Linked DNA regions of Homo sapiens: region 2 is linked to region 1. Evidence: chromatin contacts called from ENCODE Hi-C data. All regions are on one chromosome and are shown on one strand. The core of a region is the stretch at or near the end of the contact, and the rest is flanking DNA. Distances in the headings are between cores, read along the strand shown.

Region 1 (5,573 bases), core at 2,223-4,722:
AACTGACAATTTGCCTTTTTAAGTATAGAAGGACATTTGATTTGTTTCCAATTTAGGGCTAAAGTAGAAACTGGACTGGTTTTTGTTTCCTGCAACTAAGTCCTGACTCTCTACCTTTACTGAGATCCATTCTACTATGTTTTTGTTTTCAGCCCAGTAAAACAAGTAAGATTGCAGCTGTGGCCAGTCCCTAGTCATTGTTACAGTAAAACAAGCCAAAGTTGATTAGTAATTTCAGTTCAAATATATCACTAGTTGCTTTGTATTTTGCTGAGGTGTTTTTTTAAGCACAAAAGGTTTCTGAGGGCTGGGTTCAGTGGCTTATGGACTGTAACCCCAGCATTTAGGAAGGCCGAGGTGGGAGGATTGCTTGAGGTCAGGAGTTGGAGGCCACTTTGTGCAACATATAGAGAAGTCACTGAAGACAAAAATTATATCTTTCTGTGTCCTCAACATGTATTGAAAGCCTCATTTGTATAAGGTATGGCTAAAAGTTTTCCAAATCATGAGTGCTGGTTCCTTTGTGCTGAATAGTTCCTTCCTCAGTTTATTTCTTTCCTCATGCATTTCACCATAAGCAGCAATAACTAACCAGGTTGCACATTCCACATTTTACTTGGAAGTCTTCTTAACTAAATATTCAAGTTCATCATGTACAAATTCTGTTTTCCACCCAAATATAGAATACAATTCAGCCAAGGCTCTCCCACTTTATAACAAGATAACCATTCCTTCAGTTTCTAATTGCATGTCATTAATTTCCTTCTGAGACCTTACCATAAGCATATTTAACATTCTTATATTTTAAATTTAATAGAACATTTTGGGAACAGTTTTAGGTTTATAGAAAAATTGAGCAGAAAGTAGAGTTTCAGTATACTCCTTCCTTCTCCCCTCCTCCCCCAGTTTCTCTATTATTAACATCTTGCACTAGTGTGGTACATCTGTTAAAATTGATGAGCCAATGTTGATAAATTATTATTAACTAAAGACCATAGTTTATATTACGGTTCACTCTTTGTGCTGTATATTCTATGGGTTTTAACAAATGTATAACAACATGTATTCGCCATTACAATATCATACAGAATAGTTTCACTGCCTTAAAAATCCACTGAACGTCACTTATTCTTCCCTCTTAAAATCCACTGAACGTCACTTATTCTTCCCTCTTAAAATCCACTGAATGTCACTTATTCTTCCCTTTTTCCCTCCCCCTAAGCCCCTGGCAACCACCAATCTTTGCTGTTTCCATAGATTAGCCTTTTCAGGAATGTTATGTAGATGGAATTATACAGTATATAGCCTTTTCCAGATTGACTTCTTTCACTCACCAATACGCACTTAATATTCTTCTGTTCTTCCTTTTTGGTAGCTTGATAGCTCATTTCTTTTCCTTACTGAATGTTCCATTGTCTGAATGTACCATAGTTTATGTATTCATTCATGTACTGAAGGACATCTGGCTGCTTCCAAGTTTTGCCTATCATGAACAAAGCTGCTATAAACATTCTTGGGCACGTTTTGTGTGGACATACATTTTCAACTCCTTTGCATAAATACCAAGGAACACAATTACTAGATCATATGGTAAGAGTATGTTTAGTTTTGTAAGAAATTGTCAAACTGTCCTCCAACGTAACTCTAATATTTTGCATTCCCACCAGCAATGAATGAAAGTTCCTGTGCTCCACATCCTTGTCAGCATTTGGTATTGTCAGGGTTCTGGATTTTGGCCATTTTGACAGGTGTATAGTGGCATCCCATTGTTTTAATTTGCATTTCACTGAGGACATATGTGGAGCATCTTTTCATATGCTTATTTTCCATCTGCATATCTTCTTTGGTGACATCTGTTAGGGTCTTTGGCCTATTTTTTTAATCGGTTTGTCTCCTTATTGTTGAGTTTTAAGAGTTCTTATATATTTTGGATATCAGTTCTTTATCAGATATGTACTTTGCAAGTATTTTCTCCCAGTCTGTGACTTGTCTTTTCATTCTCTTGAACATTTTTTTTTAAACCAATGTTCTCTTCATGGCAATATATGCATTCTCTAAGATGACCGAAGCTTTCTCTATCATGTTCCCTTGACTGTAATTGTTTTTCATACACTCTGTTAGGATTTCCAGGTTTAATGTTTGTCAGCCAACAGTCTGAGAGACTTGACCTTGGCCCCTTATCCAAATGCTGGGGATGCACGCCAGCATAATAAAATGCAAGTGCCATGTCTTAAATATAAAAACCTACCGATTTGTTGGATTCTTTTTTTCTGCCAAGGACACAGTGACAGACTGGCCATGGGCTACACTTGCAGCTATGTGCTCGCTGACACAGGCATATAAAATGCTTTACTAAGTGGCAAAACATGGGAATATTATCTCCGGGTTTCCTTAAGCATTAGAAAAACATGTTGGGGCCGGGCGCAGTGGCTCACGCCTGCAATCCCAGCACTTTGGGAGGCCGAGGCGGGCGGATCACTTGAGGTCAGGAGTTCGAGACCAGCCTGGCCAACATGGTGACCCCCTCGTCTCTACTAAAAATACAAAAATTAGCCGGGGATGGTGGTGCATGCCTGTAATCCCAGCTACTCGGGAGGCTGAGGCAGGAGAATCGCTTGAACCCGGGAGGTGGAGGTTGCAGCGAGCCGAGATCGCGCCATTGCACTCCAGCCTGAGCAACAGAGCTAGATTCCGTCTCAAAAAAAAAAAAAAAAAAAAAAAAGTTGGTCGCCACTCATTTGAGAGTCGTGAAAACAATTTTAATGGGTAACTACCAGTATTTTCAAAACGACAAAAGAGTAGAACAGAAAATAGAAGGTAGAACATGTAATAAAGGTAACGATTGTTTGCGTTTTAAAACTGTGTGTAGACGTGTATTTCTTTTTTTTCTTTTCTTTCTTTCTTTTTTTTTTTTTTGTTGTTTTGTTTTTTTGAGACGGAGTCTCGCTCTGCCGCCCAGGCTGGAGTGCAGTGGCGCGATCTCGGCTGACTGCAACCTCTTCCTCCCGGGTTCAAGCGATTCTTCTGCCTCTGCCTCCTGAGTAGCTACAGGCGCGCGCCACCACGCCCGGCTAATTTTTGTATTTTTAGTAGAGACGGGGTGTCACCATATTGGCCAGGCTGAGTCTCGAACTCCTGACCTAGTGATCCACCCACCTCGGCCTCCCAAAGTGCTCAGATTACAGACGTGAGCCACTGCGCTCGGTCAGTAGACGTGCATTTCTTATAATCAGTTCAGTCAGACAAGTTTACAATGCACACGCATACCTGAAACAGGAGCAAAAGACTGGCGGCGAAAATGTGCGGCCCATCGCAGGGCGAAAGTACACGTTAGCTAAAGCCTCTGGGAAATGAAGTTCAGGAACACCTTCGCGGAGTGTTCTGGGAACGCTGGTCCAGTGTGCCCGCCCGGCGCCGGCGTGCGGGGCGGGGCTCGCTCGTAACGACCGGAAGTGACCGTTGAAGCCGGTTGTAGGCGTGGAAAGAGGTTGGCGCGCTGGAAGTCCAGTTGCTTCGGCTCCCTGCGTTAGGTCTGGTGGCGGTCAATGCGCTTCCGGACCCGGGATCAGAGTGTGTGGATCGCTATAGGGGGAGGGGAGCTCAGGTATCACCATGGCAACAGCCAGCCCTCCGGACTCGTGACGTCACCCTTCTGATTTCGCGCTTAGAGGCCTCTGCAGGAGAAAGCTGGGGAGTCCTCGAAGGGGGCGCACCTCGCCTCCTTCTGTGCGGGGCGGTCCCGCCCTGATCCCTTGGAGGGCTTTGTTCTTTTGTTCTGGCCTAAGGGGAAGTCGGGTGCCGGGCCCCGCCCTGTTTGTCCACCTTCCAGCTTTAACGCTCTGCAACAGGTGTGTCTTCGTGTTATCCGAGCTCGCAGGGGTGTGAGTCACAAGTGTGCACAGAGGGAACACACCAGGTCTGTGGATGCCCCGGCCAGATTCTAGGGTGGGCACCAAGGGTTTTTTGGATCTGAAGCAGAACCCGCGTACCCGATCTCCACTCTGTTTTGTTCATCGGAGTGCCACACACCTCTCTAGTGCTCTCTTGGGGCACTTCTCTTGTGTAGCACCTCTTGGTCACTTTGCAAGACTCTGATGTGTGATTGTGTGACGTATGCTGCTGACGCCATCCTGTGTCTTTTAGGGTAGACAACCTCAGCGTGTTGCAGATTCCCTGCAAGGGGAGTTAGACATCTGAGTCCTAGACCGAGATACCAGCTGAAGGAACGCTGCCTGGCGAACCCTGGTGTTCAAGTTCCAGAGGAACGGGATGAGCTCCTGAGATGGAAGGTAGTGGGGTCGACTTGGGGGAGAGCGGGGTGATGGAGGCTTGAGAACAGTCATGACTGGAGTATCAAATACTTGAGATCAGAGCAGGAGATTTGGAAGGAAGGAACGGTATGCTTAGGGATTAGCAAAGAAACCGAATTACATTGTAGGGAGAGATTCTGTTTTATAGAGAGATACTTGGGAGAGGAGTTTATTTTTTTCTTTCGTTCCATTGGGGAATGAAAAGACATAATCATTCAGAATATCTGTGATCCCCACATGACTTCTGAATATTAAATATTAAAATTATAATCTTGAAGTCAGAAGACATCTTGGCAATTATCCCTTCAATGAAAGAGTCAGTTTTGAAATCTCCTTGGCAGACGGCTGTCTGTCAACCCTATGCCCGAACTAGTGTGGCATTAAACTCGCCATTTTGGGTGCAGACTATTCCCTTGTTGGCTTTCTTTTTTAGTTTCTTATATTAAACAGATGTACTTGTCCCTGTAACTTTTGTGTTGATCTTAGTTCTTAGTCCTCCAAAGAAAAGGAAACTGTCTGTTCTTTCTTTCACACTGCTGCCCTTAAGATATGTGAATTCAGCTGTTACAACTCCTCCTCATAAATTCTTTTCTAAGCAATATAGCCTCACTTCTTTTGATTGGTCTATGTGATGTATCTAGACCTTTCTCTGAAAACTCTCCTGCTTGTCAGCATTTTTCTTAAAATGCAGTGCCTAATGGTAAACATAGCTCTTTGGATGTGCTTTGAAAAGTACCTGAGAGGATAATGTACTACTTCCTTTGACTCGGATTATACTTCCGCTGTTTGGCATTAGATCACATTTGCTTTAAAAACTATCAGTGATGTACTGTAAACTTTAGATCTTTTTTACATAAACTGCAGTGATCTAGATTTACACCATTTTTGTGTAATGGAATTATTATTATCCTTAATGTCATGACTTACATTTATGACTGTTCAATTTTTTGGTCACATGTTTTAGGCTTTCAGAATGATTATGAATCCTAATTTAGTTATTCAGTGCCTTAACTGTCCTTTCTAACTTAATGCCACTAGCGGATTTGATGAATATTCCTTCTATTTCTTCCTACCTGTCATTGAACAGATCAGGGTAAGGATAGAGGCTTATGACATGTCCCTATGGAGTTCTCTCTGCATTGGTGTTGTCTTTACATTCTTTAGGTATGGCTGTGCAATCAAGTTTGGTTTGACCTAACTATTATCATGCAGTCCTTTTTTTGCCTTTGTTAAAGATAATATCATTAGAAGTCTTAACATTAT
Region 2 (5,573 bases), core at 1,917-4,416, 650 kb before region 1:
TTTAATGTAGCCTGGGGATACACTAGACACCCTAGTTTGTAATTAGGGAGCTGGGATGGGGGATAAAACCCAATTAATTTGACATGCAGATAAAAACAAGAAACTTTGCTGTATTGACTGATCATTGTCTCTCTTCCCTACTTCTTTCATCATGGGAATGTGTTATAGATTGACTTGTCTTCCTCCACAAATTCATACATTGAAGCCCTAACCCCTTTCAAACATTACTGTATATGACGATAGGGCTTTAATGAAGTAATTAAGGTTGAATAAGGTCATAAGGGTAGGACCCTAATCCAATAGTACTAGTGTCCTTACAAGAGGAAGAGACACCAGGAGTGTGTGTGTACAGAGAAAGGCCATGTGAAGACACAGCAAGAGGTCTGCAAGCCAAGGAGAGTAGCCTTACTAGTAACTAACCCTGTAAGCATATTCATCTTGGACTTCCAGCCTCCAGAACTGTGAGAAAATAAATTTCTGTTAAGCCACCCATAAGTCCATGGTATTCTGTATGACAGGCCTCGCTGACTAATACAGAGTGCCATAAGTTCTCCTGTCTCAAAATGGAAATTTAGGGGGATTTGGAACAAGAATCATTAGATAACAACAGAATTATAAGGATATTAAATAAACTCCATCCTCATCCCTTGGGCCAAATAGCAGCTTTTTTGTCTAGTGAGAAACTAAAATATAACTCCATCATGGAGCAAGGGTAAGAGGAGGATAAAATTGTCCATAGTGAGGTGGAGGACAAGCAGGAAATCTTTAAAAGGAGAAGATGAAAGTGAGAAAGTTTTCCTCTAACCTAAGGAAGTACCTCTACCCTCATACACTCAGAACTGTTCCTGCTTACCATTCCTTTGTGGTTTCCCAGCTTCCTGCTCCAGCTGGGTCTTTTTGGGATGGAGCTGGACAGTCAGTGATTCATATGGCCTTCCCAAGGGGGCCAACTTGTCCATGAGTATGTCCCGTCTTTCTGAATTGCCTGGGACCTAGGGAAAATGAGGTGTGTAAGGTGAATTTTATGGAAACTTAAGTAACTTCAGATAAAACAATCAAATGAAACATCTTCCAGGGACATAGAAAGGGGGGACAAATTCTCATTTCATTGTAAATGGCAATAATGGCTAGGAGAAGGAACAGAGGCTAATCTCTACAATTCAGGACACTAGAGAGTAAAATTCAACGTCTCTTCTTTCATTGATCTGCAGAAGTCCAGGATCAGAGCACTGGGATTTGGAAGGTAGCTTAAAAATCATCTAGCCCAACTTCCAGCAAATGGGAGCATTTCTTCTATAACCATGCTATCCGATATGGTAGTCACTAGCAAAATGTGGTTACTGAGTACTTAAAATATGGCTAGTACAAATGAGATAAGCTAAATGTAAGATACATACCAAATTTTGAAAATTTAAAGCACAGATATCTAAAATACCTCATTAAAAATATTGATTACATGATTAAATATTGTGGGCTAAATAAAATATATATTTCACCTTTTTTTTTAATGTGGCTACTAGAAAATTTAAATACATATACAGCTTGCATTATATTTCTGTTGGACAGTCCTATTCTGCAATATCCTTGACATCTACTTGAATCTCCGCTTGAATACCTATATGGAAAGGGAGTTTCTTATGGGGTAGCCTATTTTATTTATGGGTATCTATGAATGGCAGAAAATTATTTCTTTTCCTCTGATACCTGATTGCCTTTTGGTAACTTCCCACTGATCCTAGCCTTCCAAACAGGCATAGAATCAGTCTAGTGACTCTCCTCTCTTTACCCAGCCACACTTTAATTATTTGACATAGGTAGTCAGGTCCCTTCCTATGCCTTGTTCTTTAGAGGATAAATATTTTCAGATGTTCTTTCATATGCCTTTTGCTTTGGCTCCATCCATATCCCCTGATCACTCACAGCCAGATGACTGCCCCTTCACACCTGCTTTCCAGGTTCATCAAGCTCTCTCTCCAGATCCTCCAGTACCGTCACTGCCTCCTCTCCAGTCTCTGGATGGTGTGCACGCACCCATGCTTGCAGGTCTTTAGGAAGAATGCTCAGGAACTGTTCTAGCACCAGCAGGTCTAAAATCTGCTCCTTGGTGTGGCATTCTGGCCTCAGCCACTGACGGCAGAGCTCCCACAGCTGGGTAAGAGCTTCACGGGGTCCAGGTGCATCCTGATAGCAGAGCTTCCTGAAGTGTTGTCTATAGAGTTCCCTCCTGTGAGGACTGCACTTTTGTGAGCTGGAATCCTGTCCCCAGTAATGGTCCTCTGCCTTAATTATCAGAAGTCCTTTTTGGTCCTCAGGTTCCAGGGCTGTGGTCATTCTGGGCTTTGCCAGGAGATTTATCCTCTATCTGGGATTGAGTCAAAGAGAATCTCTTAGAATCCTGCCTCAGAGACACTCCTAAGGCATAAAAAGTTGTTACCATAGAGAAATTACAAAAATTTCTGTGAACATAAACACATCATAATGAAGCCAAGCCACCAGAAGTCAATCAGAGAAAACAGTCTTATAGGAAGCTGAAACAAAACAAAACAAAACAAAACAAAAAACAGTGACGCAGGGATATGATTTGAATCTGTGCTCTATTGTGTAACTTAGAGGAAGTTATTTATCTGGACTAGAACTACAGATCCTCAGGTACAATTCTCATGTGTGTTACAGGGTTGATATACAGATTACATGAGAACGTATGCAACGTCCCTGGCATGGCAGCGGGCACTAGTAAGCACTAAATAAACGCCAAGTATTATTAACGGCTTTGTTAAAAGGCTCTTCATTCTGTTACCATGAGATGCACGGGCCAGCTTGTGCCCCCAGGATTCACTGGTTATAGGATATGTGTGCCAACCCTGGAAGGGGATCAGACAGATGCCTCTGCAGAGGAACCCGCAACCAGTGTCCCCCTTCCACCCATCCTCTCCCGGAAGGCTGGGCCAAATCCTCTCCTGTAGATCTGTTGGGGGGCGGAGGGAGGGACAGGAGTGTTACACTCTGCCCGCGACAGGGAGGTGTGGGGAGGGTGTTGCTGCTGACCACAGCTGCGTCTTGTCCCCTTTTCTCCACCTGGGAGCCGGGAGACACTCACCTTACGCGCAGGGAGGAACAGGTGCAACAGCTAGCGTCCTTTGGACAGCCCCGAACAAAGACTAGACTCAAAGACACCAATCGGCGCCCGGCCGCTTCAGCCGGGCACTTCCGGGCCGCTCTAGGAAGCTTCGCCTCTGTGGCAGCTTGAGTGCTTGCCTCCTCGGCCCTAGCCAGTGGAGGACCCGGCTTTTACGCCTCGTATTGATGGGATTGCGGGATCTGCGAGCAAGTCTTATTTGTACTTCTTTAAAACGTTTTTCGGTTTAATTATTGAGTAATATGGATAAGTAATGCATTCACATACATTTATTAAAAAGAGTAAATGTCCCCCAGCGTCTAGTTTGACAATATTTTTCGTGACTTGTATATCCTTCCGTAGATATATTACACCGTTATAGATTGTCCGCGCTTTTTCCCCTCTGCACAAATAGTAGCACTTCTGTACCTTTCTTATTTTTCTTTTTACCAGGTGGTCTTGGTAAAGGCTGTACATAAGTGTTTCCTTGATCTTGCTCTTTTTTAAACAACTGCACGGTATTCAACTGTGTATTATGTTCTATAATTTGTTAATAAGTACCCCATTGGTGGTCATGAGGTTGTTTCCAATTCTTCTTTTTCAAACATTGCTGCAATAACTTACTGTGAACTCACATCATTTTTCATGTGTAAGGATATATCCATAGTCTGTATGTCTAGAAAGGGAATTACTACAGCATAGAATAGGGAAATTTGTACTTTTGTTAATGCCAAATCACCAATCATAGGATCTACTAGCAGTATTCTTATTTACCTATACTTGTCAACACAGTGTTATAAAATATTTTGATCTTTGCCAAATTGATGGGTGAAAAATGCTCTTAGTTTTTTACTCCCTCTTCTCCTTTCTTACACAAATATTGATTTATCTACTATGCCAGGCACTATTGTGGAAGCTGGAACTAATTTTGAGCAAAACAATGCCCTTCCTTTCATGGAATTTATAATCTTGTGTGTGTGTGTATGTGTGTGTGTGTGTGTGTGTGTGCTGGGGAGGCAGGCAATAAACCAAAAAATATACATAGTGTATAGAGAGTGGATATCAGTTCTAAGGAGAAAATAAAGGAAATAGGGAATTTGGGGTGAGAATGAAGTGATGCAATTTAAATAGGATATTCATGGAGGACCTGACTAGGAAATTGACATTTGAGCAAAGATTGAGGGAGCTGAGGGAATGGGCCATCAGGGATAAAGATGTTTCAGGGAGAGGGATAACAAATGCAAAAGCCTGGAGTGGAGTGTGTTTTAAGTATTTTGGGCAAAGGAAGGGTGCTTGTTTTTCTGGAGCTGAGTGAGCAAAAGAGCGTTGGGTGGAGAGATAGTGAGAGCCTTGGGTGAGTGCAAGGGTATTTTTACTCTAAAATGATAAAATGATAAGCTACTCAGTTTATTTTCTTTTCTCTTTTCTTTCCTTTTCCTTTGTTTTAGGAGATGGGTCTCACTCTGTCACCCAGACTGGAGTGCAGTGAGTGGTGCGATCATAGCTTACTGCAGCCTGAAACTCCTGGGCTCAAGTGATCTTCTCGCCTCAGCCTCCTGAGTAGCTGGAGCTACAGGTGTGAGCTACCCAGCATGGCTCATTTGAGATTTCTGAGTAGAGAAGTAACATGATTAAACTTGGGTATTGAGATTATTATTTTGGCTGCTATGTTAACAGTAGACTTGAATGTGAAGGGGTTGGGCAAGGGCAGAAGCAGGGAGACAGGTTGGAAAGTTGGAGTGGGAAGGGCCTTTTTAAGAATAACACAAACCCCTAAAGACATAAAACTGAAAAGGCCATGGAGGAAAAGATAAATGAAACTGGCCTTGTAAAATTGAAATATTTGAATGAAAAAAGTAAAAATAAAATATAAACTAAAAGTAAAATATGCCACACATCTAAAAGACACAGCTGATTTTCCTGATATACAAAGACCTTTTATCTTACCAAAAAATAAAAATATGAACAAGCCAATAGAAAAATAGACAAAGTACTTAACCTGCATGCATTTATTGTCAGGCCTCTGACAATATGATACTAAGCCATCATAGCCCCTGTGACCGCCACGTATACATCCAGATGACCTGGAGCAACTGAAGAACCACAAAAGATGGCATTCCACCATTGAGATTTGTTCCTGCCCCACCCCAACTAATCAATCGACCTTGTGACATTCCCCCTGCCCCCGACAGTGAGTCTCATGATCTCCCCACCCAGCACCTTGGCACCTTGTGACCCCCGCCCCTGCCCACAAGAGATAACCACCTTTAACTGTAATTTTCCACTACCTACCCAAATCCTATAAAACTGCCCCACCCCTATCTCCCTTTGCTGACTCTCTTTTTGGACTCAGCCCACTTGCACCCAAGTGAAATAAACAGCCTTGTTGCTCACACAAAGCCTGTTGGTGGACTCTCTTCACACAGACTCACTTGACATTTATAGAACACAAAATTAA

What was found. A loop is a pair of places that touch in the nucleus more often than their neighbours do. Pooled maps may share reads with other maps.
Region 2: a pooled map shows a loop between it and region 1 (2.8-fold over the local background). The contact joins the promoter of ZSCAN16 here to the promoter of ZNF184 in region 1. A Hi-C loop is called at or near these places in 3 of 168 maps with a recorded cell type or tissue (B cell, CD14-positive monocyte and gastrocnemius medialis), 1 of 37 single-sample maps with no recorded cell type and 23 of 50 pooled maps.

The regions. Positions count from the first base shown.
Region 1 is chr6:27,471,004-27,476,576 of GRCh38, reverse strand. It overlaps ZNF184 (zinc finger protein 184), which reads left to right and starts at 3,472. Exons shown (of 6, transcript NM_001318891.2): 1 at 3,472-3,848; 2 at 4,144-4,289. The coding sequence starts at 4,283. It overlaps LOC105375001 (a long non-coding RNA gene), which reads right to left and starts at 3,453. Exons shown (of 2, transcript XR_926664.4): 1 at 3,268-3,453; 2 at 597-1,483. RefSeq lists enhancers at 3,461-3,620, 3,681-3,780, 3,801-3,890, 4,221-4,350.
Region 2 is chr6:28,122,202-28,127,774 of GRCh38, reverse strand. ZSCAN16 (zinc finger and SCAN domain containing 16) reads right to left here and starts at 3,166. Exons shown (of 4, transcript NM_025231.3): 1 at 3,098-3,166; 2 at 1,945-2,362; 3 at 854-992. The coding sequence starts at 2,331. ZSCAN16-AS1 (ZSCAN16 antisense RNA 1) reads left to right here. Exons shown (of 2, transcript NR_103456.1): 2 at 4,564-5,573. RefSeq lists an enhancer at 3,021-3,522.